Linked DNA regions of Mus musculus: regions 1, 2, 3, 5 and 6 are each linked to region 4. Evidence: chromatin loops called from intact Hi-C (ENCODE). Cell type or tissue: heart. All regions are shown on one strand. Each heading gives the region's core, and the rest is flanking DNA. Links, peaks and the distances in the headings are about the cores only.

The links. Hi-C counts contacts between places; a loop is a spot of excess contacts. Peaks named below come from ENCODE experiments on the same cell type or tissue, not always from the same donor. Only the 100,000 strongest peaks of a DNase experiment are listed, where the experiment ranks them.
Region 1: a loop joins it to region 4, with 4 times the contacts of the local background. A loop is called at or near these places in 2 of 42 quality-filtered maps.
Region 2: it touches region 4 in a loop (2.2-fold over the local background); 2 of 42 quality-filtered maps call a loop at or near these places.
Region 3: a loop joins it to region 4, with 6 times the contacts of the local background. A loop is called at or near these places in 6 of 42 quality-filtered maps.
Region 5: a loop joins it to region 4, with 5 times the contacts of the local background. A loop is called at or near these places in 12 of 42 quality-filtered maps.
Region 6: a loop joins it to region 4, with 3 times the contacts of the local background. A loop is called at or near these places in 12 of 42 quality-filtered maps.

The regions. Positions count from the first base shown.
Region 1 is chr15:33,080,246-33,085,499 of GRCm38, forward strand. It overlaps Cpq (carboxypeptidase Q), which reads left to right and starts at 2,884. Exons shown (of 8, transcript NM_176073.4): 1 at 2,884-3,077. In heart, for the core only: a CTCF peak has its summit at 2,881; a DNase peak (open chromatin) is centred at 2,976; H3K4me3 peaks cover 1,502 bases; H3K27ac peaks cover 1,249 bases.
Region 2 is chr15:33,684,618-33,689,871 of GRCm38, forward strand. Tspyl5 (testis-specific protein, Y-encoded-like 5) reads right to left here and starts at 3,266. Exons shown (of 1, transcript NM_001085421.1): 1 at 1-3,266. The coding sequence starts at 3,180. The coding sequence ends at 1,960. In heart, for the core only: no CTCF peak of the experiment used is centred there; DNase peaks (open chromatin) are centred at 2,724 and 3,254; H3K4me3 peaks cover 1,728 bases; H3K27ac peaks cover 1,042 bases.
Region 3 is chr15:34,019,963-34,025,216 of GRCm38, forward strand. Gm41290 (a long non-coding RNA gene) reads right to left here. Exons shown (of 3, transcript XR_875114.2): 3 at 2,198-2,780. Among named protein-coding and RNA genes, the nearest start is that of Gm41290, 15 kb to the right of the region's middle. In heart, for the core only: a CTCF peak has its summit at 2,228 (motif pointing left); no DNase peak of the experiment used is centred there.
Region 4 is chr15:32,917,694-32,922,947 of GRCm38, forward strand. It overlaps Sdc2 (syndecan 2), which reads left to right and starts at 3,030. Exons shown (of 5, transcript NM_008304.2): 1 at 3,030-3,612. The coding sequence starts at 3,553. In heart, for the core only: a CTCF peak has its summit at 2,904; a DNase peak (open chromatin) is centred at 3,008; H3K4me3 peaks cover 1,280 bases; H3K27ac peaks cover 760 bases.
Region 5 is chr15:32,776,202-32,781,455 of GRCm38, forward strand. It overlaps the pseudogene Gm32618. Among named protein-coding and RNA genes, the nearest start is that of Gm41289, 5.7 kb to the left of the region's middle. In heart, for the core only: a CTCF peak has its summit at 2,588; a DNase peak (open chromatin) is centred at 2,570; H3K4me3 peaks cover 1,181 bases; H3K27ac peaks cover 700 bases.
Region 6 is chr15:32,782,366-32,787,619 of GRCm38, forward strand. It overlaps the pseudogene Gm32618. Among named protein-coding and RNA genes, the nearest start is that of Gm41289, 12 kb to the left of the region's middle. In heart, for the core only: no CTCF peak of the experiment used is centred there; no DNase peak of the experiment used is centred there.

The DNA of each region.
Region 1 (5,254 bases), core at 689-4,688, 160 kb after region 4:
CCTCCATCCTGAGTTTTCTATGAGCTTAGTGCTTTATGTCAAATCTGTTGTCTTCTAAAGAGTTGTTCACTTCTGGGACTAAAAGGATGGATGACAACTAGGATTTGGGAAGTATAACCAATTCTCCAAAATTATTTCACCAATGCATTCTTCCATACCTATGTGATAACCTGTACATTACCCTTATGATTGTCTTGTCAGCTTGATCTATAGAGCTTATAACACAATTCGGTATTGAGTGCCTATAGTGAATAAATATATCAGACTCTGTTTCCAGTACTCAAAATGCAATGGATATAATATAAATGTTGATGAATATTTGTCTCTATATAAATATAACTATTTTATTAAATGTACTAATTTTATGAGGCTGTGTCAAAAATACCTAAGAGAAAAAATTAAGAGAAAAAGAGATTACTTAGTTGTGGTTTCAAATGATTAAGCTCAGGGTTGCTTGGCTATGTACACTTGGATCACATCATAGAAGCAATGAGAAGCATGAGGAAAATGCAGAAAGGAGCAAAGAATGTGGAAGGAATTATGGGCATAACTTTCAAAAGCATCTTCAGAGTGATTTAGCTTTTCTAACTGCTGAAATTTCCAAAACTTCCCCAACCAGAACCACTAGTTGTGGACCAAGCATGCAAGACAAAAGATTTTGGCAGTGACTGTGCAGATCCACACTATAGTTGTAAGAAAAATGAGTGCATCACATGGCACATGGCTTAGTAGCGGATGTAGATGTAAGCATATAATTCCAGTGAGGTAAACCCCAGAAAAGAATGAAAGCACAGAGAAGGAGCTTCCCTTCCAGCAGCTTGCATGAGCCAAGTTCTGAGTTACTAGAGTATCTGAGTCAGAGAGAGCAGTGCTAAGAGCTATGGAGATCTACCAATGCCATTGTATCAGAAATGTAACAGTTCTAAAAGAAACAAGAATAGAATGAACACCAATGGGGAAAGATATATAGTAGATGGACATGAATAGAGTAATTAAAATCAACCATCTAAAGGGAGGGGAAAATGGTCCAGGACAATGTAAGCATAGATGGGCTCTGGAATCAAGCTATTTTAATTTACAACGTCAACCTGACCTCACAGGGTGTGTCATGACCTCTCTAGCTTTCAAATTACTCATCCGTGAAGTAGAAATAATAGTCATAATACCTAGCTCATAGGGCTGAGAAACACCCACAGATAATCCGCATAAAGTGTTAGTAAAAAGCATTCAATTAAAGTTCAAGTCTTGTCATTATTACATTGTGAGTCAATGACAGAGAACTTTTACAGCATAAGAAAAGGCTGGGAAGCATTGGGCACGGCATGAGCACGGCACTGCCATCTAAGCTATACTTAGAGAGACAGTCTATGGGCCGTCTTTACAGGTGCACGATGAGCTAAACACAGAAGTCGAGTGTAAGCAGCTAGAAGCGTCAAAAAGGTGATATTTCACTTGTTGCAAACCTGTAGGTTTGTTTTTCCACAAAACTAGAGTCTGTCATTTTATAGCTTTTCAGTTACCTTTGCTAGATTATTAATTTCATTTTACAAAATTAGCCTGTTGTAGGAGATTGGAAATAATCCAACCTATTCTTCATCAAAGATAGTTTCAGAGAAATGTAAATCATTGGGACTAGATATGACTCCCCAGGGACCATTTGTGGAAAGGCCAGCTAGGACCATGTTGAAAAGACCCTTGAATACCTCACAGAAGTGATATTTTGTGAAAGGCAACGCGACTAGTCAAAGTTTAGAGGGATTGTTATATTGTACATAGGTGAAAGGACTCAAAATGATTTTCTTTGTATATGCTTAATTTTTTCTTTCCTGTTTTTTAAGTATGTGAGTTTTCTTTTTCTTAGCATCTACCTATGTAGCCCAGGTTAGCCTGAAACTCAAAATATCCCTGCCTCTATTTTCTGTGTTTTGAGATAACACATACATGGATCAGCATGCCTAAGTTTTTCCTTGGTTTTGTGTGTGTGTATGTCTGTGTGTGTGTGTGTGTTTTAAGAGGAGAGACAGGAACTGGAAAGTATTTTACAAAGATAACTTTGATAAGAGTCTGGCTAAGTAAAGAAATTTGGACTTATCAAAACATAAAACATTAAAAACATGTGCACATGTTGCAGTTTGGACTTTATGCAGGTCCCCAAACTACTGAAGTCATGCAGTGACTTGATGTGTCAGGGTATACTGGTTCACAAGGGGGTCCTTCCTTTTCTCAGAGGAGAAGGGGGCAGAGGATAAAACAGGGGCTGTGGGAAGGGGGAGCTGAAAGCAGAGGGGCTACTGTGATCAGGATGTAAAGTGAATGAATGAATAGATAGATAGATAGATAGATAGATAGACAGATAGATAAATGGGCCAAAAATATGCGCACATGTACTACAAGAGTAGTATAGCATTGCTCTTTCCCTGATACAATGCCTAGACTGAAAATGACTTTCTGATCTCCTAGTTTTAGATCATGACCCCTGCCTTCATGATCACCTCCTTTCTTACAGTCTTTCAACTATTAAGGAAGGGAGAAAATAACCTGGTGCTTCATTTTGTTTTTGAGACAGGGTCTCATTTATTCTGTAGCCCTTGCTAAGCCTCAAAGTCCTGGGCCATCTTCCCGCATATCCATCCTCCCTAGCTACTGGGTGATTGATAACATGAACAAAATAACTGTTGAGTTGCTTTTGTTGGGAAGGAGTTTGACGGTTCCAACAAAGTCTCTTGAAGCCAGGCCTTGGGGACCCTACTTGCCTTAAGTCAGGCTCAAGGAGACCTTTCAGGGTCGGGTCCAGCCAGCCACAGTCTCAGTTAAAGCCCAGGCCTCGGGCCTGGCTGACGGTTGCACCTTTGTCTCCGCCCACCGGCCAGGGAGGGCTCCACAGCTGTCCTGGCACACAAAGAAGCCAGGCCTGCAGACTACTGGGGCTCCGGGCTGTTCCTGAGGCCTCTGGAGGCCCGCCCTGTGGCTCCAGTGCGCTCTGAGGACCTTCCTGGTCCCGCCCCCGAACGTGCCTGTGGTCTGCAGGCCTCACCGGGTGTTGTGGCCGCTGCTGCTCCGCAGAGCCTCGTGATCAGGTGAGTGCCCCCCAGGCTGTGGGTGACCAGCTGCTCCCCAGAGGCGGGAGGGTGGGCTGAGGTCAGCCGGCCTGGCTGCCAGAGAGCTTCCTGATCGGGCTGGAGTGCCCTTGCATAGGACGAGACTGCCTGCAGTTACACTGAAACCCAGAGGCAGAGACCAAAATTGCTGGTGCCTGTCTCTTCTTCAAGGTCTCTTGCACCGTCCCTGGACTGCCTAGGAGCTTCCTTCAAGGCCCTATCTGGAATTTTCCCTAGTCAACTGACTTGCAAGAGGCTTTACCAGGACGGGGTGGGAGAGCTTTGGTGGTTTCTTTCACTTTCTACCTAGTTCTGTTCTTTCATTTCTGATATGAAAGGCCCCATTTTCGAGTTGTCAGCGTCTGACTTGTCATACATAGTCGTACTCAATATCCAATAATTGACTGTGAAGTAGAACTGAATGAATGAAGTGGACAAATGCGTAGGAAATGCAGCAGAATGAGCAAAATATATGAATGGCACAGTGAATATGAAATGGAGACATCAGACACACAGGCTTTCGCCTCTGTTTTCTCAGAGTTAAGTGTTTTGCAATCTCTGTGGTTAATCAAGAGGAGTTTGATTCTTTGTAGTTGTTAGTTACTAGACTCCTGCACCTTATTATCTCCATTGGTTGGATTAAATATATTTTGCCTAAAACAAAATAACCTGAACTCTTGCTTGCTTGTGCTTTATTCTCCCCACTTTTGGTTTGAGCCAGCGTTGTTACCAAAATATATAATGTATTTACAAGGTACAAAGGTACATCTCAAAGCAGAACCATGTCGCTGACTTGTATTTAAATCCAGACACTTCTCATGAATCTAAGACTGGACAATGTCTATTTTCCTTAGACAAGGGTTGGTTTAGTTGCAGGTGAATGAAGAAAACAAAATATGTCACAGTGAGGAAAGTAATTTGTGTGCATGACACATAAAGAGTGCTTTAATACAGTTGATCACTGCTGTAGTTTTGCTTCCTAGACCCCAAGTTCCACAACCCCCCCCCCCCATAAAACCAAAATCAATGACTTTGAATTGTCACTTGATCTCTTTAGATTTTAACTTCATTATGTGTGTGTGTATGTACATGTGTGTATGGACCTGTGGTTAACACAGGTATCTTCCTCAAAGGTTTTATTCTTTAAATTTTGGAGACAGCACATCTCAGTGGACCTGGGGGTCCAGTGAATCTGCTAGATCAGTTGGCCAGTGAGCTCCAGGAATCCTCTTGTCTCCACCCTGCTAGTGCTGGGGTCACAGACATGTGCCGGTGCATATTTTTACCTACCTATTTCAAGTCTATCTGGTAGAGTAAATGTTTTGTTTAGTGAAAAAGACTGACTTTCTCAGGTTGTTTTCCCAAATAGCCAGTTGTGGGTTCATGTGTCATTCAACTATGAAATGTACAAGTTGATATTCATGGTGCTCTGACCACACACTTTTATTGTTCATTTAAACTTCTTACTTATATTACCCTACTAATCCTCACCGTAAACTTAAGAGCAAGGCAAACTTGAAACTCCTTTTGTCCTAACTATCAGAAATAGTACTTGAAAAATAGGAAGCCAAGACTCAGAACATAAGCAGATGGGATCAGGCAATGTCTGCTGTGAAAGTCTGTGTGGTATGGAAGACTGGTTTCCTTGTGTTTTCGAACATGTACAAAATTTGGATATTGTTACCATATCCAGTGAACTGTGAATGGGAGCCAGGGAGTAGGATTACTAAGGTGGATTTAGTTATTTTATTATTTTAAAAATTATTAGCCAGCATCATCAAAATGGCCAGTTGGTAAAGGCACATGCTTCCAACTCGAGGGAACTAAGTTTAATCCCAGGACCAGACACACACACTGCAAATTGTCCTCTGATTTCTACATAGTTAACACACACACAAATTGTCAGCCAGGTATGGTGACTCACAGTTATAACTGTAATGAGAATTGTTATAAGTTCAAGGACAGTCTGAGCATCCAAGTGAGATACTCTCAAACAAACAACAAAAACAACAAAAAACCTAAATAAGAATGTTTTAATTCCACTATGATTTGACACTTTCAACCTAAATGCTCACAAATCCTCATCCTTTTACTTATTTAGGGAATTTAAAGTAGGTGACATTGAGGGTTCAGTGACCAGCATTTAAGGGCACTGC
Region 2 (5,254 bases), core at 768-4,767, 770 kb after region 4:
AGTAACATTACTTTTGGTTTGTTTCTGTAATTACAAAAAAAAAAAAAAAAAAAAGAAATTAACTAACGATGATGAAGACTGCCCAGAACTCTGAATCCATCCTTGACCTGGCATCTTGTTTACATACACCTTTAACTCTCCCATCCCAACCCTGAGTAAGGTCTCTTCTGTCACCTTCATCACTAAGAGATAGGATAACTATCTCTGCAGCATCACAATGCATTTCTATCAAGTTTTACTGACCCACTCAATACCAGGTTCATACCTATCTTGCCCTGATTCCCTTGCCTATTTTCTCAAGGACCCCCTCACAAAGGTAAGAATGAAGTCTTCCATACCAGCATGGGGGCTGGCTTACAGAGTTCTACTTTCCAAAGAAGATAAGTCAGAACACAGACAAACTTTGGTAGAGATGGTCCAGCTCAGCCTGCACACTTACCAGAAATATCTAGAACAGGTTCTGCCTGTCCTGTCCCCAGTAACACCTTGGGATTCTTCCATAGTGAGTACATTTGGGCTAAGAAACAAAGATAGCAAAGCACTACTGAGTGGGAAAGCTGGGGGCTGGGGACCCCAGTGGCATAGGCTATCAAATGAGACAAAAGGAAGAAGCCCCTGGGACTTAAAAAGAAACAGACAGAAGACACAAGAGACCACAACACTGCTGCCTTAGGGTTTCTAATTCTAGCAGATGCATACAACTTTAGAACTACTGAACAAAGCCAGGATTCAGGACCTATGTCTGACCATAGACTCTCTTGAGACCTTTTGGTTTTTCTTTATCCTATCTCAGCCTACTACATGAGTGTGCAAAGGAAGCCTCTTTCTGCCTCCCTAACTGTATGTAGAAAAGTCTGGTTGATGATTTTTTTTTTGTCTGCACTGTGATGCTATTTTAAAAGGCTGGGAGAGGGTTCATAAGGAGAGTAGGAAGTCCCAAGGTAGGTTGATAGGGAAGGAGACTAAGTTGCATGAAGGTGTGACGTAAACATGGGCATAGAAATGAAAAATCTCTCTTCCTCAAAATTCCTTCTTGTCCCTTCTTAGCAAGGAATAAGGAATAAGAGAAATGGCACAGATACCCAGTTGATAAAGATGTGGTCCAAAGCTCTACCCTTCTCAGGGCTCACAACATGAGAGCAACAAGCATATGTTCACAAATGCCAGGCTGCCCACCAATCTGACAAGCAGTAGGTTTTCTAAAGTCTGGGGAAGGTGGGTTTGTAGCTCATGCATTGGGAAGGTACCTGGGTCCATAGGCAGTTCTTGAGGTCTTTGATAAGCAAGATGGAGCCAATAACACCCACCTAGCCAACAGTCAATGGACTGACTGCAGTCAGGCATAGCCAGACCATGATGAGGGTTCACTAGCAGGCTGTCTATGAGGCAAGAAGAGATGTATGATGTGAACAGAACATATTCTTGTTTTCCCTTGTCCTCATCCACACCAGTAGTCTGCTGGACCTAGGCTGAAGTGGGAAACAAAATAGGAAGAACCTTGGTTGATGTCTCCATACCCACAGAATAAAAGCACTGGCTTCATTTTGTGATAGCAATAGAAAAATCTTGCCACTGATAACATGCATGCTTAAAATGGACACAAAGCCCAGCTGACTGGCCATGAAGTAGCATAGCTTGAATATCCATCTGGACAATGACTCAGAATGTCCAGGTGAAAGGAAAGTGGGAAGAGCCAGAGCCAAGAACAGGGACTGGATAGTGTAGAGAAAGTCATATATCAGAAGTGATTGATACACAAACAGTGAGAATGTCACACATGCAACACTATTGTGACAAGGTGAGGTCATGGGGAAGCAGAGAATATTATCACAAATGTCACATTCTTGAAGATAAGTCCAAAGTGGCTACCATGTATGGTATGAACAGAAGGCAGACAACCAAACCCACGTGGTCAGCCTAACAGGTCCAGCAAGAGGTGGTAGGGAGATCTGTGTCGGATCAGTTGGGCTGCCTCACTGCAGGTGCAGGGCTCAGTTTTGCTGGACCTGGCCTTTCTTCCTTTCCTTTCTCTCCACGGGCTTCTTCACTGATCAGGTAGTACTGTAGAGGATTGGGCCACAGGTCCTCATTAATTATCTCAACAATCTTGTCAGACTCAATAGAGCTGTGATTTGAAAACCACCCAAAGAAGCTACCATTGTTTTCTGGGTTTTCCTTGCTTAGGGATTGTAGATCATGGCCTGGGAGCCACTGGATTGGAGCTGAACGAGACACCACTTGACCGGATGGACCACAGCCATATTCCTTAATGAGCACCTTGTTTTGGAAATAGGGGTTTCGGCCAAAGTAGAACTTGATTTTGTAGCCCAACCTGGCAAGGCCAAGTTCTTCCACCTCCAGTCTGTTCAAATAGCTCAATACCTCCTTATCTTTGGTATTCAGAAAAGCTGACAGCTGGGGATGGTTCTGAAAAGCTTGCCCCCAGAAGCCCGGAATGCTCTGGATGAGGAGGTTCCGGCGCTCTAAGTGGTGAAGTCGCAACTGGCCAAACTTGCGTGAAAGCCTGAGATATGCCCTGTCAGCCTGTGCATTCATGGTCTCTAGCTTTAGCTGGACCGTCTCTAGGGTATCCATGCTGCCCACTGTCGCGGGAGACCCTGCCCCAGCATGCTTCTCTGTCATCTTTTTTTCCTCCCCCACTGGAGCAGCGGCGCACAACCCCGCAGAGGCCATCTTCGGCTTCCCACTAACTGTGGCCTGAGGTCCCCTCCCCGTGGCGCTCCGAGTATCTGGGGCCTTCCTCCCGGGGACTCGCCGATTTCCAATGCGGGAGCCGCGTCGCAGCTTCGCCAAGGCTCCCACGGTTCCCACGAAGCTGGTGTCGCTGGTCAGGCGCTCGGCGAGGGAACGGGCCCTCTCCAGGTCCGGATCAGGGGCCGCCAGCCCGCGCTCGTCTGCAGCCCGAGCCCGCAACGCCAGGCCGCAGTCCAGCGGGAGGCGGCAGGCCGCCTCTTCCCGCAGCTCGGCTGGTTCGGCGCCTCCTTGAGCTGCGCCGGCCTGCACCTGCGCGGCCGCGGAGTCCTCCCCGAGCCGCGGGCTCTGTGGTGGCTTTTCGTCGTGCCAGGCGTCTTCCGCAGCGGCCCGGACCCGGGCTCTGGCCCGGCCTTTGCCCCGGCCTTTGGCGCGGGAAGACTTTCGACCCCTACTCCGTCCGCTCATGGTGCCAGAGAACAAGGTTTCAAAGCCGCTACCAGCCCAGGGTCTCTACGAAGCTGGCCTCTCCATGGCAACCGTGACGTCACCACGGCAGGACCCACTGCACCCAGTGATTGGCTCCGCTCAGCGGCTGCGTACCAGCCCACCCTCACATGCTACACGCCCTTAGTCTTATTTTGCAGTTAGAAAGTTAGTTTCCACCTGTGCTTGGCCTTGGTAGTGTTGCTGACTCATCTCCTATCATTGATAGCAAGCGTGTCCCCAGGGGTTCATAAGACAGAGCCATTGCTCCTACAGTGACATCGTAAAGGCACCCACTACCGTCTCCATCAATTTTCTAAGTATTTTTCCTCTTCTGTTATTTTCTGTGACATCTCTCATAATTAATTGGTCATCGGCATGTCTGTCTCATTACATAATTATTCTACTGTAAGATTTGTCCCAACGATTCAACTCTAGGGAATGTGAAAGCCAGAACCATAATATTTATGTAAAATGACTTAGAAAGAATAAAAAAGTAACATACAAGGCATTTTACTGAATACTAATTTTACATTATCTCTGTTCTTGAAGGAGGTATTCTTGTTCCCAGTTTCCTGATAAAATGGCAACTGAGGGCTGGTGTTAGTTACATCTCAGTGATAAAACAGTTACTCAGCATGTGGGAAGTCCTGGATTCAGTCCTTAGTGAGGAGGAGGATTCAGTCCTTAGTGAGGAGGAGGAAGAGCAGGTGGAGAGGAGAGGGATACTAAGGAACATTCTGGAGACTATACAGCGAAGGAGAAAAAGGCTTGGCCTAATTATGTTACCATGCTACCATAATCTGTTGGCCCTTTGCAAATGGCTATGGTGACTCCTAAGCTGTTCAGCATGTTAACAAATTCCAAACTCCTTGCCTAGGCACAAATCCTCCAGCTGCCTCAGGTCTACACAGAGTAACGCTGTGAATCCCAGTCCAGAGCCAGAAATAACAGGCCTGAGTCCAAGCTCCTGTAATTGGGATAGGACACACATAGAATAAAAATACCATTCTAGGAGTAGAGAAGGATTTCCAGGTGAGATTTTTGAGACAGAGGGTTTACAGGAGTAGTGAGGGAGGGAGCCCTAGAAATTTTTCATAGCCTACAGAGAATCAGCCAGAAAACCTGTCTGGCACTCCTAAAGAAACCTCATATCCTATAGCAGGGCTACAGCACCATGAGTACTGAGGGAATGCATGACAAATGTGAAGAGAAACTTTCTGAGTGGATCTTCCAGGTTCAAACACCACAACACCCTTGCAGTGAAAAACAGAGAAGTAAGCCTAGCCGTTGGGCAGGATATGGAAGCTTGCTCAAGGTGCACAAGAACTACTAGATCAGCAACTAAATGTTAACAAGCTCTCGGCCAGCTTTTATTTTTATTTATTTTAGATATTTTCTTTATTTACATTTAAAATGTTATACCCTTTCCTTGTTTCCCCCTATCCCATCCCTCCTACCCACCTGCTTACCAGCCCACCCACTCCTGCTTCCCTATTCTGGCATTGAATTCTTCCCTACACTGGGGCATTGAATTTTCACAGGACCAAGGGTCTCTCTTCCCATTGATATGCCACAGGGCCATCCTCGGCTACATATGCAGCTGGAGCCATGGGTCTGTCCATGTATACTCTTTGGTTGGTGGTTTAGTCCCTGGAAACTCTGGGGGTACTGGTTGGTTCATATTGTTGTTCCTCCTATGGGGCTGCAAACCCCTTCAGCTCCTTGGGTACTTTCCCTAGCTCCTTCATTGTGGATCCTGTGCTCAGTCCAATAGTTGGCTGAGAACATCCACCTCTGTGTTTGTCAGGCACTGGCAGAGCCTCTCAGATATATGGAGCTCCTGCCAGCAAGTACTTGTTGGAATCCACAATAGTGTCTAGATTTGGTAACTGTATATGGGATGCATCCCCAGGTGGGGCAGTCTCTGGATTGTCTTTCCTTCAGTCTCTGCTCCATACTTTATCTCTGTATCTCCCTACATGGGCATTTTGCTCCTTAGGCAGCTTTTATACACATTAAATTTTAAGTGTAGAAGCCGGGGTTGGGGAGGTTG
Region 3 (5,254 bases), core at 474-4,473, 1.1 Mb after region 4:
CAGAGGATGTGGTACTTCTGGTCGCTGAGGGCACCTGCACTCATGTGCACACACCCACAGAGACATACAACTCCAAACTTCATTTATTATAGACAAACACCAACTGAGCTAAATCACCAACCCTCAAAGTTCTGTCTTAGTTTACGGATTATAGTATATTACTATCAAGACGCCTTACATACGCATCCTTTTAATACATCAGAGCCTTTGCCTACTGTTTGCAAGGCTCTGGGTTCTATCTCTGGCATGAGAAGAAGAGAGAGAACAAGAGTGAGAGAGGTGCAGGTTCAACCTGCACTGTCTTTTCCCCATTTCTAAAATCAGCCACTTCTATTGGTCCCGAATCTGTTAAGTGAAGGATGGTTTTTAAGTCTTATCCATTTTTTTGTGGAACGAAAGATCAAAACCAGAGCCTCATACCTCAAAACTCTGGCCAAAGTAAATCTTTAGGCCTGTAATCCCAGCAGCTGGACGTAAAAGCAGAAGGATCAGGAGTTTAAGCTCGTTTTTAGCCATATTATAGATTCGGGCCAGCCTAGGCTACAAGAAACTCTGATTCAAAACAAAATTTTTAAAGCGTGCGTGTGTGCATGCACGTGTGTGTGTGTGTGTGTGTGTGTGTGTGTGTGTGTGTGTGTGTGTGTGACATCTGCTACTGTCCACAGCTTATGCAATGCTACAGAATCATACTCAAGCTTTGTATGTGCTGAGGAATCACTCTGCCAACTGAGCTAGATATCAATTCCCTGTATATTTTTATATTTTCCAAAAGAACAAAGAAGCAGTAATAGCCCAAACTTCTTATCTCAGCATTTGGGCATAGAAGCCAAAAGGTCATCACAAGTTCAGGCCAACCTGGTATTAATAGAAAGTTCTAGGCTGACCAGAGCTACACAGCAAAACCCTATCTCAAAAACAACAGCAAAAAAAGAAAAAAAAAGAAAAAAAATAAGAAAAATAGAGAAAAAGGAAAGGAAAGGGGGGTGAAGATGGACAATAAATTATAATTTCTACTCAACTCATTACACGCCTTATTTTAAATGTTATAGGATAAATGCCTAGATCATAGCAGGAACATACACTAATTATAGGTTCAAGTTTTTAAACGTTTGGGAGAACTTCTTAAACTGGGCCTATCTATATTTAAAATAATAATAATGATCACAAAACGAAATGCATATATCTTATGAACCAGCAAGTCAAAATCAAGTCTTTAAAGGTTGCTGGGAAATACTCGAAGAGGGCAAGACTCCATCCAAATGCATATGGTATTTGTGATAAAAAGAAAAAAAAAAAAAAAAAACCTCTAAGTCCCACCTGCCCAGGAACTAGGTAACTCTCTGGAATGCTGGGAATTATAGATCTTGGGAAATAACAAAACCTCATGGGAAAGTATGATGGCCAATAGGTTTCTCCTTATAGGCTCCCTGTAACACGTGACTTGAGGCCATTCTCAGACGGGGAATTCTTGCTTTAGATTTGACCCAAAACAGTGGAGTTGTTTTTTTCTAGTGATTCGCAAGGTTAACAATGGGAGGCTGTGTAGGCATAAAATGCAAATGCTTCTGGGAGAGGCCACATCACAGCCAGCACATGGGAACAAGGGTCTGTAAAATAAACAGCAAACACCAGTCCAGAAATGGATGATACCTTAAAAGATGATCTAAGTAAAACTTTCAGGAGAAGTAGAACAAATGAAAGGCATGCCATTGTCCCAAAAACAATAAAAGTGTATTTCTTTATTCCAAGCAGCTACCACCGTTGTCCCGTGCCTTCGAATACAAAGTAACATTTGAGGTTTTTTTGTTTGTTTGTTTTGTTTTGTTTGTTTGTTTGTTTGTTTGTTTGTTTGAGACAGTCTCACTATGAAACCCTGGCTGGCTTGGAACTCTCTATGTAGGCCAGGTTGGCCTGACACTCACAGAGATCCCCCGCCCTCAGATTCCCGGATGCGAGGATTAAAGACCTGCACCATCACCGCCCCAGACTGTCTTGTGGTGGTGGTGGCTGTGTCTGTTTTACACTGCCCATCATTTCTAGAAACAAGTGATTGCAGCTCCAGCTGCCGGCGTGAGGGTTAAAGCCCGTTCAGGCAGTTGAATCTCTGAAGAAGACAGGGTGCAGTGATTAGGAGGGCCAATGCTATCCCTTCACGCCTTTGGCTTATTCAGGTTGCTGGTGTTGCAAACCCATTTCTTTCCCTCAATGAGGGCGCCATCTGGTGGGAGAAACGGGCAAAGTGAGGCGCCACTGGGGAAATGCAAATCCAAAGTTAATCAAATAAACTAGCCACATTCTGAGAACTCAAAGGCCACATGTTGCTAGTGGCTACAATTCCAGAAAGTACAGACATAGTATCATAGAAAGGCATTGCCTGGGAAGCACTTCAGTTCCAAAGACTTTACAGGTGGCTTTTTGAAAGCTCAGATGCCTCAAAATGCGTGAGCTGGAGAGACTATTCAGCAGTTTTGAACTCTTACACACGATCAGAGTTTAGTCCCCAACAGTCATTCACATGACAGTTCCATTATAGCTCCAGTTCCACAAAATCTGATGTCCTCTTCTGGTCAGTGGTGATTTCAATGGGAGCGGCTCCCATGTTTGAACGCTTAGTCCCCAGCTGGTGAAAGGTTCGACTCAGAATGCAAAGAAAACAAGGTGCTTATAACTGTGTCTTTTGTAACATCCCAGAGCTAGGAAGAGACGATGTCAGAACGGCATCTGTCCATTCATCTTAAAGACCTCACTGAACCATGAAGTCCAACTTACAAAGGCTGACCCTGAGGAGAAAGTAGAGAGATGGACATACTTGAGCACAAGGGTCTCAGAGGAGGATATTCTTTCCTATGAGAGGGAAAGATGCACAGCCATGAAAAGACTGGGAAGAACCTCCTGCCTCACATCCTGCCTTTGGTGGTCCTGGGAAGGGGAGAATAAAAGACTACAGAGGGAATGATGGCATTGTTGTGATGGTGGTGGTTGTGGTTTTGGTTTGCTTTTTCTCTTTTGTTGTTGGTTTTGGTTTTGGTTTTGGTTTTGGTTTTGGTTTTGGTTTTGGTTTTGGTTTTGGTTTTGGTTTTGGTACAGGGTTTCTCTGTGTAGCCCTGGCTGTCCTGGAACTCGCTTTGTAGACCAGGCTGGCCTCAAACTCAGAAATCCACCTGCCTCTGCTTCCCAAGTGCTGGGATTAAAGGCATGCGCCACCACGCCCGGCCGGTTTCTCATTTTTATAGGATTGAATTACATTTTTTGTAAGACCAAGAGAGGGAAACAGGATCTTGAAAAATGTAGGAGACATGGAAGAGGTTTTTAGCAGTGTCATAAATGCTGAGTGAGTAGGGAGAAGGGTAGAGGTGGAACCGAGGCCAGGGTCTCAGAATAAAATGGGAAGGTGCAGGGGGTAAGGGAGAAGAAAGGAGACAAGGAGGAGAAAGATAGAAAGCCACAGGAAGGAGATGCCCTATGGAAGTGTCTCCTACAGTTTGCATGAGGAAAGGGAGGCACTTGCTTGCTGTGGTGGTTATCTCTATCAGCTTGATACAACCCAGAATCACGTAGAGGAGAGCCTTAATAAGGGCTTGCCTATATTCAGCCTAGGAGACTGGTCTGTGGGGAACTGTTATTATTATTATTATTATTATTATTATTATTATTATTATTATTGAGACAAGGTCTCACTGTGTTGCTCTAGCTGCCCTGGAACCCACTAGGCAGACCAGACTAACCTAAAACTCACAAATATTAACCTGCCTCTGCCTTCAGAATGTTAGGATTAAAGGCATATACCACCATGCCTGGCTGGGGAGCTATTTTAAGTATGTAAGTTGATATGGCAACGCTCAGCCCATTTCACGTGGCTCCTTTTTCCAGTCGAGGGATCCTGAACTGTATTAAGAGTGAAAAATCAAACTAAGCACGAACAAGCAAGCAAATGAGGATGTATGAATTCATGCCCCTATGCTCTTGAATGTGTATATGATGGGACCAGCTGCCTCAAACTCCTACTCAAGCTCCTGCCCTGCAGGGATGGACTGTGGCCTGGAACTGTAAGCTAAATCCTTTCTCTCCAAGAGTCATTTTTTGTCACGATGTTTCATCACAGCAGCAGATAAAAAGCTAAACACTAGAGTGCAAATGTAAGAGGGCTCTTGGAAAAAAAAAAGCATTAGACAAAACAAGTATTTTAATGCAAAATTTTAAAAATCAAAGTCGAAAATAACAACCCAAATTTCAAAATATTAAGTACAGACAGTTATAAACAGTACAGTGAGACCATTATTTTCCATTGTTCCACTGTTCTCAGACCCATTCTATTGAGTTCCTTACATACGAGTTTATAAGGAATAACAGTAGTATACAGACCAGTAAAGAACAGACTTGGTATACAGTTACAGTTGAGGACTGTTTACATGGTAATAAATTGTGGCATTCATGCTTTCTTAGTTACTATTTATATTTCTATTTTCTATTGATAAAATCAAGACAACTTATAGAAAAAAGTTTGTTTGGGCGTGCGTACAGTTTCAGAGAGTTAGAGTTAAGACATCATAGAGATGAGCAAAGGAGCAGACAGGCATGGTGATGGAGCAGTAGCTGAGAGCTCAAATCTTGATACATAAGCACAAAGCAGAGGGAGGGGAACTGAGAATGGTGTGGTTTTTGAAACCTCAGAACCCAGTAACACACCTTTTACAACAAGGCCACACCTCCTAATCCTTCCAAAACAGTTCTACCAACTGGAGACCAAGTATTAAAATATCTGAGCCTGTGGGAGCCATTTCATTCAAACTACCACATATATATAGGGACCAACACCTCTGGTTTTGACCAGGATCCTATATGGTCCAGCAGAGCACCAGGTAATTGACATTGACTTCCCTTAGTCCCATGCCCTTCCATTAGTCTAGGTCACTCATTCTGTACCAGGCACAATTGAGATCACTGAGGAGCTAGCCTGGTCTCAGAGAAGAAGAAGACTTCCCAAGGGAATTAGTTACTGTTGCCGTGCTAGAACACCATAGTCATGGCAACTTATAGAAGGGCTTATTTCACTTATGGTCCCAAAGGGCTAAGAGTCCATCACAGAGGGAAATGTGACAACAAGCAGACATGGTGCCTGGAGCAGCAAGCAAAGCGCTCACGTTTCAAATGACAGGTAGGAAGCAGAGAGAGCTAACTGGAAATGGAGTCTGGATTTTGAAACCACAAAACCACCCTCCTCCAGTGACATACTTCTAGCAAGGCCACACTCCCT
Region 4 (5,254 bases), core at 566-4,565:
ACCCAGGGATCCATCCCATAATCAGCCACCAAACCCAGACACTATTGCACAATGCCAGAAATATTTTGCTGAAGGGACCCTGTTATAGCTGTCTTGTATGAGGCTATGCCAGTGCCTGGCAAATACAGAAGTAGATGCTCACAGTCATCTATAAGATGGAACACAGGGCCCCAATGGAGAAGCTAGAGAAAGTACCCAAGGAGCTGAAGGGGTCTGCAACCCTATAGGTGGAACAACAAACAATATGAACTAATCAGTACCCCCAGAGCTCCTGTCTCTAGCTGCATATGTAGCAGAAGATAGCCTCGTCAGCCATCACTGGGAAGAGAGGCCCCTTGGTCTTGCAAACTTTATATGCCCCAATACAGGGGAATGCCAGGGCCAAGAAGCGGGAGTGGGTGGATAGGCGAGCAGGGTGGAGGGAGGGTATAGGTAACTTTCGGGATAGCATTTGAAATGTATATATAGAAAATATCTAATAAAAATAACAAAACACTCAATAAAAGCTTTGCAAACCGAATCCAAGAACACATCAAAATGATCATTCAAGTAGGCTTCATCCCAGGGATGCAGGGATGGTTTAATATATCTAAATCCATCAATGTAATCCACTATGTAAACAAACTCAAAGACAAAAAACACATGATCATCTCGTTAGATACCGAGAAAGCATTTGACAAAATCCAACACCCCTTCATGATAAAAGTTTTGGAAAGATCAGGAATTCAAGGTCCATACCTAAACATAAATGTGCTGAACCATATCACTGGTTCTCATCCTGTATATTTTCTTCTGAGACCACTCCATGAAATCTTAGAAGATATCAGTTAAGAATATTTTTTTGCTAGACCCCTTTAACTCCAGCTCATCAGCTGGAGGACCTCAGAACATATGGAGAATGATAGCTGGTCTATCTTTTCTGTATCAGATATAATTAATAAATTTCAACTGGATTTTAGTCTCCACCAATTTTCATAAATATTTCACATAGCAGATGTAGAAATACACCTTCATAATTCCCAGATTTAGAGACCTTTCTGATGGCCACTAGTGGCCATTAGTTGTACCCCTCCCTGTCCTCTCTTGGCTGCCAGTGCCTTAGGCTGCTTATAAGAACCAGAAAGTTGGGAGTTAGCTTTCTGAGCCAGAGTTGATGTCTTAAGGTATGGTTCTCCTGCTAATTTTTTTCTTTTGAGATTTATAACAGTAACTTATCACTAAAACATTCTAATAGTCACACTTAGGATGTGTGAAGGTTTGTATATTCTTAGACTAGGGAGTGGCACTGTTTGGAGGTGTGGTCTTGTTGGAATAGGTGTGACCTGGTTGGAGTAGGTGTGTGACTGTGGCTGTGGGCTTAAGACTCTCCCCCAGTTGCCTGGAAGTCAGTCTTCCACTAACAGCCTTTGGATGAAGACATAGAACTCTCAGCTCTGCCTGTGCCATGCCTGCCTGGATACTGCCATTCTCACACCTTGGTGATAATGGACTGAACCTATGAACCTGTAAACCAGCCCCAAGTAAATGCTGTTTTTTATAAGACTTGCCTTGATCATGGTGTCTGTTCACAGCAGTAAAACCCTAACTAAGACAGGATATGACTACAGTTTAGTTCTAAAATGACTAGGGCCTCATGTCTGTATCTCTCTCTGTCTCTCTGTCTCTCTCTCTGTCTCTCTCTGTCTCTCTGTCTGTCTCTGTCTCTGCCTGTCTCTGTCTCTCTGTCTCTGTGTATGTGTGTTTGTGCATGTGTGCGTGTGTGTGTGTGTGTGTGTATGGGTATGTGTTTGTGTGAGAAAATCACAGAGCTTTTTATGGTGTGGCTTGAGGTCTGGAGTAGTATTTACCTACAAAATAGTTATTATGTATTTTTAATTCATCCTACATGATAACAAAATAGTGGCTAATACTGAAATGTCCCTGTCCCTTTATAAATGGACATTACAGAAGAAAATGGGTCCATAATTCATTCAGTTTCTAAATCCAAGAGAACATCGGTGAGCATTAGAAGAGTATGTGCCTGCCTGGTTCTGTAGCACCATACAGCACCGAACTACATGACGCATGCTTTTGCTTTATGTAGGAAATACATACTCATTTTCTTAAAGCCAGAAACTACTTAACCATTCATTCTCTGAAATTCATCTGCTAATATCTAGACTCTCTAATTTTTCATCCTTATCTGTTGCAATTTTACATTTTCCAAAAGTAAAAATATGGAAATCGAACTTAGCTGATGCCTGGGGCAGTGTGTGTGTGTTTGTGTGTGTGTGAGTCAGGAGGCAGGGTACAAACTGTGAGCAGCAGAAATGGTTTGTAAGCCTTTAATGAGTTGTGCTTTGGAGTTGTTGTGTTTTGGGTTTTGTTTTTCTACCTTTTTGAGGGTTGTGGGTTGTGGGTTATAGTTGGGATGGGGGTGGAGGTGGGTCATGGGGGAAAGTTCCAAGGAGAATCTTAACACTAACTTGTTACAATTATTTTTGTCGTTTTTGAATTGCAATCTTCATTATCTGGAGACCTATGGGCACTGTGAATACTTGAAGGGGATGTATAAACTTTCTCATTTTTCTCGACTCTCATCTTTCTATTGACCCAATTTTCACAAGTAAGAAAAGGCTCAATATGCCCATTAAACCTTCATCGAATTTTCTTTAGAAAATTACAGCGAAGAAAAGGAGAAGGAAAGGGAAAGGGAGACAGAAGGGTGGTGGGGAGAGGAGAGGGTGTTGAGAAGGGGAAAGAAGGAGAGAGAAAATGAAAGAGCACTAAGGTTTGCAGAGGCAGGTTCTCAGGACAGCCACAGAGTGGAGCTGCTGGCTCCCACTGGCTCTGGGAGCTGCCAATCCCAGTGTAATCCCGTAAGAATTTCTCCCTGGTTTTATCATGGAGTCCTGGCAACCTCCTTTCCCCCAGTAGCTGGGAGGAACCTTGAGGGCCAGGCTAAGAAGGGAGGGAAGGTAGGGGCGGTTGAAGCGGAGGCTGAGCAGGACCAAGACCAGGACCAGGGAGAGGACACGGAGGGGTGTGGGGTGAGATCGAGGGGGAGGACCCAGGAGGAGGCGGCGCGTAGAAGGAGGGGCGCTGCAGCCAAGCCACCAGTCTAGCTGTAGAGTGCTGTACTCCAGATACTCCTGGAGCTCCAGCCCCTCAGACCGCGCGTCCCCGCCGCCGTTCGCCTTTCGGCATCCTAAACTTGAGCGGCAGCTCGGTTTCAACCCATCGACTGCTTGCTTCAAATCAGACAGCATTGCGACCCAGACACCGGAGTCCGCCGAGTGAAAGCACAACGCTGCCCTGTAGGACCAGACCAAGAAAACAGCCTCGCGAAGCAGCAACTCTGGGTTGGGAGTACAGAAGCCAACAAGTGAGAAGGCGCCGCGTTTCCGGGGCGCAGGGAGAACGCTAGAGCAGGCGCCAGAGAAGACAGCTAGAGCTCGGAATCGGAGCCCAAACCTCTCTCCTGGAGGCGGCTCAGCTTCTTTTTTTTCTAGGCCCTCTTAGGCTTGCTCTGGGCTTCCTTTTATCCGGGTAGGAGCCACATCCCTGGGGAATATGCAGCGCGCGTGGATCCTGCTCACCTTGGGCTTGATGGCCTGTGTGTCCGCAGAGACGGTGAGTGGGCCCAGCCGGGGAAGTGCACTGTTAAGAGTGCCCGGGCAAATAGAAGAGCCAGAGGGTAATTGGGGGATGCTACCTGGGGGATCTGCCAACCCTGAACGTGGGGCTGCCTAGGTTCTACTGAAACAAATGAGCTTGCTTTTCAACCACTTGCCCCTGGGCTCTTCCTTTTCCCTCTTGCACAATTGAGCTGCTACAGGGAGTTACCCAAGCCATGTCTTCAGGGGGTGGGAGCACAAGACTTGGAGGTTAGGGACCCCACAGGTCCTTAAAGTCATTTCCAGCTTTCTGCCTTGGGGGATTTTATGGTGTAGTCTAGGAAGGACAGAGGGCTAAAAGTTGCAGGTTACTAGAGCACCACTGCGGGCCAGGAAAGGATCCAGTAAGCTCTGTGTACTGGACAAACCCCAGGGGTGAGTTGGAAACTTTGGGGAGGATCTGTTCCTCTGCACACATCCCCCTACTCCAGGCTTTGAGCTTGACTGAAGGCAAGTTTAGGGAGATAGGGTCCATATTAAGGAAACCGAGAGTATCAGGAGTGAAAGTTTCTAAAAGTGCATTTGTTTAATGCTCCCTGTGGCTGTGGCAAGGGGCCCACACTAAGTGGAGATGCAGTCGGTGGTCTATTTGGAGGCTCCTGGCTTCATGGAGCTTTTGGGAACAGGCCTGGGCTCTCTGGTTTCTGGGATCTTCCAGGAACGGTCCTTGTGGAGCAAAGCTGTTGGAGAGAGATGGAATTTTTCAAAATGGAAAGATGAGGGTGCTTGTGACATTGCTTTGGCCCTCAGATCCTCTGGCTGCTGGAGGGAATGTAGATTTCTGTCCTGCCAACCTCATACTCCTTTGGATCCATATTCCCATGAACTGTCTTCTTCCACTACTAGCATCCTTTCACCTCTGTGGCCCTGGAAATTTGATTTCTGGTCAGGATTGTGTTTCTGGGGTTGGAGTTTGTTTCTCTGCGTTGCCCAGTGTATGCACTCTTAGGCTCATGACTAGTGTGCCAGCCCCTATCTGGGTCACTACAGGTCTGTTTTGGCAGGTGGAAGTCCAAGCAGCTTCTATTGACATGCAGTCCCAGGGCTGCAGGCTCAATTAAGGAGTGCTCCTCTTTTCTTTACTCTTGTTTCCTATGCCATTCCTTTGGCATCCAGTAAGTTGCCCAATTTGAATTAATAAAAAAGCCTTTAGCTGGGTTGGATAATCTCCCCTTTTTGACCCTTGGACGATTGGTAAACCTTTTGGCATTCAGGAGAATAAGGACATTTGTGATCAGCTATAGGGTGGGGGCACTGCTGTGTGGGCTAGAAGGTCATTGTCCAGAGTTCGAGGGTGGGGTACTTAGAATTGGAAACTGCATAGGATAGGTGGGTATTTGAGTGATTGTGATGTAAAAACACAACTCTGAGTCTTACCAGAATTCTCACAGCAAAAGATGTTTAATCCTTTGAAATTAGCAATCTCTCTTGGCTAGTTCTGAACTTTGGTGTGCTGTAAACTAAATTGGAGCTATTCTGTGTGTATTTCAAAGAAAACAGAACAACTCAAAACAACAGGAACCATTGCATTACATAGCTGTGCAAAACTGGGTAAAGGGACAGCTCAACTGAATTATTGTCCAGAGAGGATCTTGTAA
Region 5 (5,254 bases), core at 945-4,944, 140 kb before region 4:
CTTTGCTTTCAAATTCTATCACTTACATGCTGAGTCCTCCAAATTGATTTCTAGACTATATCCATGGAAACATTTCATAGAACAGCAAATTGGGGGACAACCAGGACCTGTGAGTGACATCGTGTTGCTTTTACAACTTCATGCACTTGTCAACAACCTTAGGATGAAGCACCTGTTTATCCAAAGTTGTCATTAGATACACTAATGACAGTGTCTAGTGTGCCATCCTTCTTGAAACACTGTGTCTTTAATGGTAGTTATATCTATTTTTTAAATTTTATTTGGTTCTTGGGGCTGAGGAGATGGCTTAGCAGTTAAGAGCATGTGCTGCTCCTGCAGAAGACCCCAGTTCAGTCCCCAGAATCCATTTAGTGACTCACAATCTTGAGTAATTCCAGTACCAGTGGTTCGGTTCTGATGGCCTCTTTTGGCTTCTTTGGGCACTTGCAGGTACATTTCACACATACATACAACAAAACATACATATGTAAAATAAAAATATGAAAATAAGTCCAGTTCTCTTTACATTTTTTGGTTCTCTGTATTTTATTTGTTTTATGTGCTTTCCAATTCTCAATTTTAAGGACATTTATTTACATGTACATGTGTGATGCTGCGGTACACATGTGGTAGTCAGAAAATAACTTTTGGAAGCTGATTTTCTTTTTTCCATCATGTGGGGCCCAAGGATAGAACTTAGGTGGTCAGGACTGACAACAATTGCCTAAATCTGCTGAACCATATCACTGGCCCTCATCCTGTATATTTTCTTCTGAGACAACACCACTAAAGCTTCTTAGAAGATATCAGTTAAGAATATTTTCTTGCTATACCCCTAGAAGTCCAGCTTATCTGCTGGAGGACCTCAGAACATATGGAGAATGATAGCTGGTCTATCTTTTCTGTATCAGATATACTTAACAAAATTCCACTGGATTTTAGTCTCCACCAATTTTCATAGAAATTTCACTTAGCAGATGTAGAAATATACCTTCATAATTCCCAGATTTAGAGACCTTTCTGATGGCCACTAGTGGCCATTAGTTGTACCCCTCCCTGTCCTCTCTTGACTGGCAGTGCCTTAGGCTGCTTATAAGAACCAGAAAGTTGGGAGTTAGTTATTGGGCCACAGTTGATGTCTTAAAGAGGTATGGTTCTCCTGCTAATTTTTTTCTTTTGAGATTTATAACAGTAACTTATCACTAAAACATTTTAATAGTCACTTAGGATGTGACTACAGTTTAGTTTTAAGATGACTATGGCCTCATGTCTGTCTGTCTGTCTGTCTCTCTCTCTCTCTCTCTCTCTGTGTGTGTGTGTGTGTGTAAAGGTCGGAGGTTTTATGGTGTGGCTTGAGGTCTGGAGTAGTATTTACCTACAACATAGTTATTATGTATTTCTAATTCATCCCACATGATAACAAAATAGTGACTAATACTGAAAAGTTCCTGTCCTTTATAAATGGGCATTACAGAAGAAAATGGGTCCATAATTCATTCAGTTCCTAAGTCCAAGAGAACATCGGTGAGCATTAGAAGAGTATGTGCCTGCCTGGTTCTGTAGCACCATACAGCACCGAACTACATGACGCATGCTTTTGCTTTATGCAGGAAATACATACTCATTTTCTTAAAGCCAGAAACTACTTAACCATTCTCTGAACTTCATCTGCTATTATCTAGACTCTCTAATTTTTCATCTCTATTTGTTGCTTCCAAATGTAAACAATTTTACATTTTCCAAAAGGAAAAATATGGAAATCGACCTTAGCTGATGCCTGGGGGCAGTCTCTCTCTCTCTCTCTCTCTCTCTCTCTCTCTCTCTCTCTCTCTCTCTCTCTCTCTCTCTCTCTCCCTCTCTCTGTGTGTGTGTGTGTGTGTGTATGTGTGTGAGTCAGGAGGCAGGGCACAAACTGTGAGCAGCAGAAATGGTTTGTAAGCCTTTAATGAGTTGTGCTTTGGAGTTGTTGCATTTTTGGATTTTAGGAATCTCTTTTTTTCTGCTTTTTGGGGGTTGTGGGTTATGGTTGGGATGGGGATGGAGGTGGGTCATGGGGGAAAGTTCCAAGGAGAATCTTAACACGAACTTGTTACAGTTATTTTTGTCTTTTTTGAATTGCAATCTTCATTATCTGGAGACCTATGGGCACTGTGAATACTTGAAGGGGATGTATAAACTTTCTCATTTTTCTCGACTCTCATCTTTCTATCGACCCAATTTTCACAAGTCAGAAAAGGCTCAATATGCCCATCAAACCTTCATCGAATTTTCTTTAGAAAATTCAGCGAAGAAAAGGAGAAGGAAAGTGAAAGGGAGACAGAAGGGTGGTGGGGAGAGGAGAGGGTGTTGAGAAGGGGAAAGAAGGAGAGAGAAAATGAAAGAGCACTAAGGTTTGCAGAGGCAGGTTCTCAGGACAGCCACAGAGTGGAGCTGCTGGCTCCCACTGGCTCTGGGAGCTGCCAATCCCAGTGTAATCCCGTAAGAATTTCTCCCTGGTTTTATCATGGAGTCCTGGCAACCTCCTTTCCCCCAGTAGCTGGGAGGAACCTTGAGGGCCAGGCTAGGAAGGGAGGGAAGGTGGGGGCGGTAGAGGCGGAGGCTGAGCAGGACCAAGACCAGGACTAGGACCAGGGAGAGGACGCGGAGATGGGTGGGGTGAGATCGAGGGGAGGACCCAGGAGGCGGCGGCGCATAGGAGGGGCGCTGCAGCCAAGCCACCAGCCTAGCTGTAGAGTGCTGTACTCCACATACTCCTGGAGATCCAGCCCCGCAGATCGCGCATCCCTGCCGCCGTTCGCCTTTAGGCATCCTAAACTTGAGCGGCAGCTCGGTTTCAACCGATCGACTGCTTGCTTCAAATCAGACAGCATTGCGACCCAGACACCGGAGTCCGCCGAGTGAAAGCACAACGCAGAGTAGGACAAGACCAAGAAAACAGCCACGCGAAGCAGCAACTCTAGGTTGGGAGTGCAGAAGCCAACAAGTGAGAAGGCGCCGCGTTTCCGGGGCGCAGCTAGAATGCTAGAGCAGGCGCCAGAGAAGACAGCTAGAGTCGGAATCAGAGCCCAAACCTCTCTCCTGGAGGCGGCTCAGCTTCTTTCTTTTCTAGACCTTCTTCGGTTGCGCTGGGCTTCCTTTTATCCGGGTAGGAGCCACATCCCTGGGGAATATGCAGCGCGCGTGGATCCTGCTCACCTTGGGCTTGATGGCCTGTGTGTCCTCAGAGACGGTGAGTGGGCCCAGCCGGGGAAGTGCACTGTTAAGAGTGTCCGGGCAAATAGAAGAGCCAGAGGGTAATTGGGGGATGCTACCTGGGGGATCTGCCAACCCTGAACGTGGGGCTGCCTAGGATCTACTGAAACAAATGAGCTTGCTTTTCAACCACTTGCCCCTGGGCTCTTCCTTTTCCCTCTTGCACAATTGAGCTGCTACAGGGAGTTACCCAAGCCATGTCTTCAGGGGGTGGGAGCACAAGACTTGGAGGTTAGGGACCCCACAGGTCCTTAAAGTCATTTCCAGCTTTCTGCCTTGGGGGATTTTATGGTGTAGTCTAGGAAGGACAGAGGGCTAAAAGTTGCAGGTTACTAGAGCACCACTGCGGGCCAGGAAAGGATCCAGTAAGCTCTGTGTACTGGACAAACCCCAGGGATGAGTTGGAAACTTTGGGGAGGATCTGTTCCTCTGCACACATCCCCCTACTCCAGGCTTTGAGCTTGACTGAAGGCAAGTTTAGGGAGATAGGGTCCATATTAAGGAAACCGAGAGTATCAGGAGTGAAAGTTTCTAAAAGTGCATTTGTTTAATGCTCCCTGTGGCTGTGGCAAGGCGCCTACATTAAGTAGAGATGCAGTCCTTGGTCTATTCTGAGGCTCCTGGCCTCATCGAGCTTTTGGGAACAGGCCTGGGCTCTCTGGTTTCTGGGATCTTCCAGGAACCCTCCGAGTAGAGCGAAGCCCCTGGCTGTAGAAGAGAGATGTAATTTCTCAAGATTTAAAGATGAGGGTGCTTGTGACATTGCTTTGGCCCTCAGATCCTCCAGCTGCTGGGGGAATGTAGATTTTTGTCCTGCCAACCTCATACTCCTTTGGATCCCATATTCCCATGAAACTGTCTTCTTCCACTACTAGCTTAGGCTCATGACTAGTGTGCCAGCCCCTATTTAGGCCACTACAGCTCTATTTTGGCAGGTGGAAGTCCAAGCAGCTTCTATTGACATGCAGTCCCAGGGCTGCAGGCTCAATTAGGGAGTCCTCCTCTTTTCTTTACTCTTGTTTCCTATGCCATTCGTTTGGCATCCAGTAAGTTGCCCAATTTGAATTAATAAAAAAGCCCTTAGCTGGGTTGGATAATCTCCCCTTTTTGACCCTTGGACGATTGGTAAACCTTTTGGCATTCAGGAGAATAAGGACATTTGTGATCAGCTATAGAGTGGGGGCACTGCTGTGTGGGCTAGAAGGTCATTGTACAGAGTTCGAGGCTGGGGAATTTAGAATTGGAAACTGCATAGGATAGTTGGGTATTTGAGCGATTATGATGTAAAAACACAACTCTGAGACTTACCAGAATTTCTCACAGCAAAAAATGTTTAATCCAATGAAATCAGTAATCTCTCTTGGCTAGTTCTGAACTTTGGTGTGCTGTAAACTAAATTGGAGCTAGTCTGTGTGTATTTCAAAGGAAACAAAACAACACAAAACAACAGGAACCATTGCATTACATAGCTGTGCAAAACTGGGCAAAGGGAAAGCTCAACTGAATTATTGTCCAGAGAGAATCTTGTAAACTGAGCAGAGTTGGGGACCTTTTCTTTGCAGAACCTGGTTCGGAGATTTGCTAGGAGAAAAGCCCTTGGGAGCTTCTGTATGGCTTTGATAGCTTCTTAAGACCTGGTGGGGTTTGCTGTTGTTTGTTTACCCTTAAATGTGCTCCTCTCCTCTCCCTGCCTTATTTTCTCTGAAATCTCTTATGTTTGGGGCTCTACCATTTTCTCAGTTCAAAACAGAATTGAATGTTTTTCAAAAGAGCAGCTTTATTGGAAAGATTCTGTTTTGAGCCCTTGCACTATCATTCAAAGGGTGATTAAACATTTTTGAAATGTCAACTTGAGAATCCTACATACAGCCTTTGTTGGGCAGTGAGTCAGTCTTTCTCAGTAAAAGCTGTTTCCAAACCCAAACCAGCTAATTGTCCATTTACATTGCTTTCCTGTCTCTATTTGCTTCACCTAGAGTGGTATAAATATACCCAGACTTGA
Region 6 (5,254 bases), core at 345-4,344, 140 kb before region 4:
CATTGTATGACATTTCAATCAAAGTAGTATATTTTGTTCTGTTGTCATCCTAACAGTGGACTGTGTTATGTGGTCAACTGAAGGGCAACTAGGATAATCATAAGTTGGGAAAGAATTTTAAAAGGTTAGTTAGTTTTTTTCCAAAAGAAAAACTAATTTTCAAGCCTTCAGAACACCTCCAGACCTGATCATAGGTAGTTTGGAATCTTCTAGGGACTGTCTATTCTGGGGCTGACCTGGCTAAACAGAGCCCAGTCAACTCTGTCATCAAGGATTACAAGGAGTCTAGTCAAGCTATTGTGCTATTGGTGTGCCTGTTGGTTGTAATCCAACAGGCCCAGTGAGCAGAAGCTGTCCTTCCTTTGCCAGAAAACCAAATTACAAGATCTCGCCCATCTTTCTCTCCTTCCCAAGGCAGAAAGAAGGCTTGCCATCTTTCATACCCAGGCCAAAAATACATCCCAGTATCTCAAAGTCATCTCCTTCTTTCATGGAGTAGGAGCCAATGAAAAGTCTCAGAAGAAAGCCTACATCATGAAGAAGAGCTTTGACTGAAAACAAGGCCATCATTTTTTAACTTTTTAGGTTGCCATAGAGTTTTATTTCTAGCCTGGAATAAAATTGACTGGAATTTTGAAGAAATCCTTGATTCATTCATTTATCATGGTTCCCATCTATACCCTGCCTTTAAACTCACCAGGGTATTGACCCCTCCTTTTACTCAGCAGGTGGGTTTCCTGCTATGTGCTGGAATTAATCAGTGAGCAAGCCTGCAAATCCTCTCCATCTTCTTAGTAGCTGTATAGTTACCATCCTTGGCCTGGTGCTCGTCTGCTCTATGGTTTGCCCTTTGTTTATCACTTTGAGATGTTGGCTGTGGTCCAGAAACTACCTTGTGTACTGGTCGTCGTTTGGAATCTGCATTCATTGACCAGATTTGTAAGCTGTTCCATGCTAACACTGCTTCCTGGTTACTCCTTCTTGGTTACTGTTCTGATCCTTCCTCAGACATAGCTGAATTTAAGCATTCCCCCTTTAGTATGCTGTTCATTAGACCTCCTTTAATATTCTGTTCATTCCTCCTTTACTATTCTGTTCAATAGCTTTTCATGATTGTTCCAGCCAAACCTCTTTTATGCTCCTGTAAGTAACCAGACAGACTGACAAGGTCATAGGAAGTACATATAAATACAAATCTTACAAGTTTATCTCCAATTTTTGCAAGCAGAGCCTCAGTGTGTGTGGCTGGATAATTTGTATCTTTTACAAAGCATCTCTGATGGTTATAATGAGTCAGCTTCCCCTGGGAATCACAGGTTACTCCTTAATTATGGACTGTCCTGAATCCCATCCAGACCTCTCAGCTGTGACTGGGTTAGAGCAAAGCTAGTTTCCCTTGGGAAGCCAATAGTCCTGGGTTTCTGTGACAGTGCTTGCCACTCATCTATTATGGCCAAAATCACACAATGTATAAAGCTCCAAGCCACTTAAAGATGCATTTCTGTAAGTGAATTGGGCTCCCAAAATAATTTTATGCCATGTATTTTGACTGTGTGGAGGGTGCAGTTGGTGCATCTAGGAATAGCAGAACATACGACATAGTGTTCCCGCGTTCTCTCGACCGGCCAGGAAGAACACAGCAAACCGTAATCTTCTGCGGCAAAGCTTTATTGCTTACATCTTCAGGAGCCAGAGAGCAAGAAAGCAAGAAAAAGAACAAGAACAAGAAAGCAAGAGAGAGAAAAAGAACAAGAACAAGAAAGCAAGAGAGCAAGAATGAGAAAACAAGAGAGAGAAAAAGAATGGCAAAACCCCGTCCCTTTTAAGGAGAATTATCCTCCGCCTAGGACGTATTACTCCCTGATTGGCTGCAGCCCATCGGCCCAGTTGTCATCACGAGAAAGGCAGAACACATGGCGGGAAAACTGCCCCTGCACGTGTGCAGATTATGTTTACCACTTAGAACACAGCTGTCAGCGCCATCTTATAATGGCAAATGTGAGGGCGGCTCCCAACATCTCCCCCTTTTCTTTTAATAAGAGCAATAGGCCACCCATATTAATGAGAGTGGAGATAGAGGTCAAATCCCCAGTGTGCAGGTAAAGGAGCCATGTACAGGATTAGCTCTTAGGCTCACAGGCTTTTACCCAGAGCAACCCTGACCTGCTCCCGTGTCGTTTTTCCTGGGGGAAGGGAACTAGGACACTGAACCTTCATGAAAGATGACATGTCTCCCTAGAATAGGCTCATATATGCCGCAGAGCCTTTCTACTGCAGTGCTTAGCCGTGCAACTCTCTCGGGCTGCTGAAGCACACTCACTCTATCCCGTGCAATGAGACTAGCCTCGTGGGGTGCAAGAGCTGAATGGCCAGCGACCTATTGCTTAAGCATAGATATATCAGGGGAAGCACCATGTTCTAGAGCTGCAAGTGCCTGGGCAATAACCACCTTGTCTCTCCTAGTTTGGGCCTTAAGCTTACAGACCAACCAGAGAAGAAACACTAATCCACAGCAAAGTGTATCTCCAAATAATCCCACCCATACCCATTCTTTAAAGAAGGAAAATGCTGAGGAGATCCAATTGGGTAATCCTTTGATCAGGGACAGGTCCAAGCGCGTGGAGTTGACCTGAATAATGGCCAGTCTCAATTCCCGAAGGGTCTGTTCAAATTCAGCCGTCCAATTCTGTAACATATACTGAGAAAGACTTTTTAACAAATTAGCTGCCCTAGTAAATTTCTCATACTGAATGGAAGTAACCCATAATGAGAGGTCCCCCAAGCTCCCGACAAACCCTGAACCAGTCTTGTAAACCTTTGTTCTTTCTTGGGGCTATGGCCGCTCTGCATTCCTGCGTGGCTTGCTCATAAATAAGCTATTCTACCAGAGGTGCGGCTTGCTCTGAATCTCCAAAAATACGCTCTGCTGCCTCTGTCATTCTGGCCACAAAATCTGAGAATGACTCCTGAGGTCCCTGGACGATCTTTGTTAGTTGTCCAGTGGCCTCACCTGCTCGGGAGAGCGCCTTCCAGGCCCTAATAGCCTTTTCATCTGATTCAGAACTACTAAGAACTGGCTCCTTGAGCTCATCTAGTGATGAGTATAGGCTCCTTCTCCTAGAGACCTCCGCTAATTGATCTTTTTTCTTTTCCTTCCTTCTAATCTCTCCCCAGGTATTCTTACCTGACCTAAACTTTTCCTCAGGTTCAAGACCCGTGGAAAGGCCTATATACTTATTTTGTGTACAATATTTCCTCTTTGCTCCTACTCTCTCTCCCCGCTTTACTTCTGATAGATTGCCCTGAATTTCATCCAGAATTTTCAGCCCTGCCTTAACCGCTTGATAACATGTGAAAAGGAACAAAAGGGCTCCTAACACTAGAAAAAGTTCAAGGCCAAACATACCTTGTAAAGCTATTTCCCACTTTACTTCTGATAGACTGTCTTGAATTTCGTTAGAAAGTTCAAGACCAGACTTACCTTGTAAAGCTATACTTACGGGTACCCTGTTCCCCAGCTGAAGAGTTCTGAATTCACGCAGTTGAATCCTTCTCAACAGTCTGTGTTACGGGAACACTTCATTACCACCGTTCCCCAGCTGAAGAGTTCTGAATTCACACAGTTGAATCCTTCTCAACAGTCTGTTTTACGGGAACACTTCATTACCACCATTCCCCAGCTGAGGAGTTCTGAATCCAGGCTGGATCCTTCTCAACAGTCTGTTTTACGGGAACACTTCATTACCATGACCCGCAGTTCTGGTTCCAGAATGAGGGATCTTCCTTGCGCCGGTGATGGTAACCGTCCCAGGTTTTCTCGTCCCAGGTCTTCTCGTCCTAGGTCTTCTCGTCCCAGGTCTTCTCGTCCCGGGTCTCAGCACCAACTCTTACCCGCGTTCTCACGACCGGCCAGGAAGAACACAACAAACCGGAATCTTCTGCGGCAAAGCTTTATTGCTTACATCTTCAGGAGCCAGAGCGCAAGAGCGCAAGAGTGCAAGAGAGCAAGAGCAAGAGAGAGAGAAAGAACAAGAACAAGAAAGCAAGAGAGCAAGAATGAGAAAACAAGAGAGAGAAAAAGAATGGCAAAACCCCGTCCCTTTTAAGGAGAATTATCCTCCGCCTAGGACGTATTACTCCCTGATTGGCTGCAGCCCATCGGCCCAGTTGTCATCACGAGAAAGGCAGAACACATGGCGGGAAAACTGCCCCTGCACGTGTGCAGATTATGTTTACCACTTAGAACACAGCTGTCAGCGCCATCTTATAATGGCAAATGTGAGGGCGGCTCCCAACACCCATTCCTTTCCTTTTGTTTGTGTTCTTCACTATGAAATACAGATAAGTGTTCTTTAAGATCTCTAACCCTCCTGTGTCTCTTCCATAGAGACTGACACCATGTGAGGGAAGGGGTGGTGTCTATAATTCTGCTCTACAAAGCACAGAACTCAGTAGGAGCCAGGACCTGGTAAAGCATTATTAATTCTGAGACTTTTAGTCAGGGTGCTGGAGGGCTTGGCAGACATGAATTAATGGGCACTTTCTCTCAACTCAGTTTTTCTGGGCTCACTGATGGTAGGTAGTATGCTTGGGGTTCTCTGAATCCACCACCTCTAAGAGGCCTTGGCCAGGTTGTAGGATGGTGTCCTTGTAAAGCCAGTACCAGGGAATGCCAGGACCAGGAAGAGGGCTTAGGTGGGTTGGGGAGCAGGGTGGGAAGAGTGCATAGGGGACTTTCGGAGAGGAAATTAGGAAAGGGCTTAGCATTTAAAATGTAAATGTAGAAAATATCTAATAAAAAATCAACAAAAAAAAAGGACGGAAGGAAGGAAAGAAGGAAGGAAGGAAGAAAGAAAGAAAGAAAGAAAGAAAGAAAGAAAGAAATAGAAATACATTGTTGTAAAGTCACACAGTAAAACTGTTCAGCCACTAAAAATTCAAATTTACAAAGAAAGATCAGGGATAATTCAATATATTTAGACAAGGACAGATGGAAATAGCAAGGTGCAAAACTCAATTAATTATATGATCTGAACTTTGTGGAAAATATACATACAGAAAAAGCAGCCTGGAAAAATGTTTATCAAAATGTGTCAGTCATTGACTCAGGGTGATGAGCTACTAGTTAATTTTGTTCTTCTTTGTATTTTCTAAGTATTCCAGAATCCATATTCTCCCATCACCACCACATTTACTCCACTGCAAATCCCAAATAACAGGCCTGGATAAAGAAGGACTACATACTACTATAACA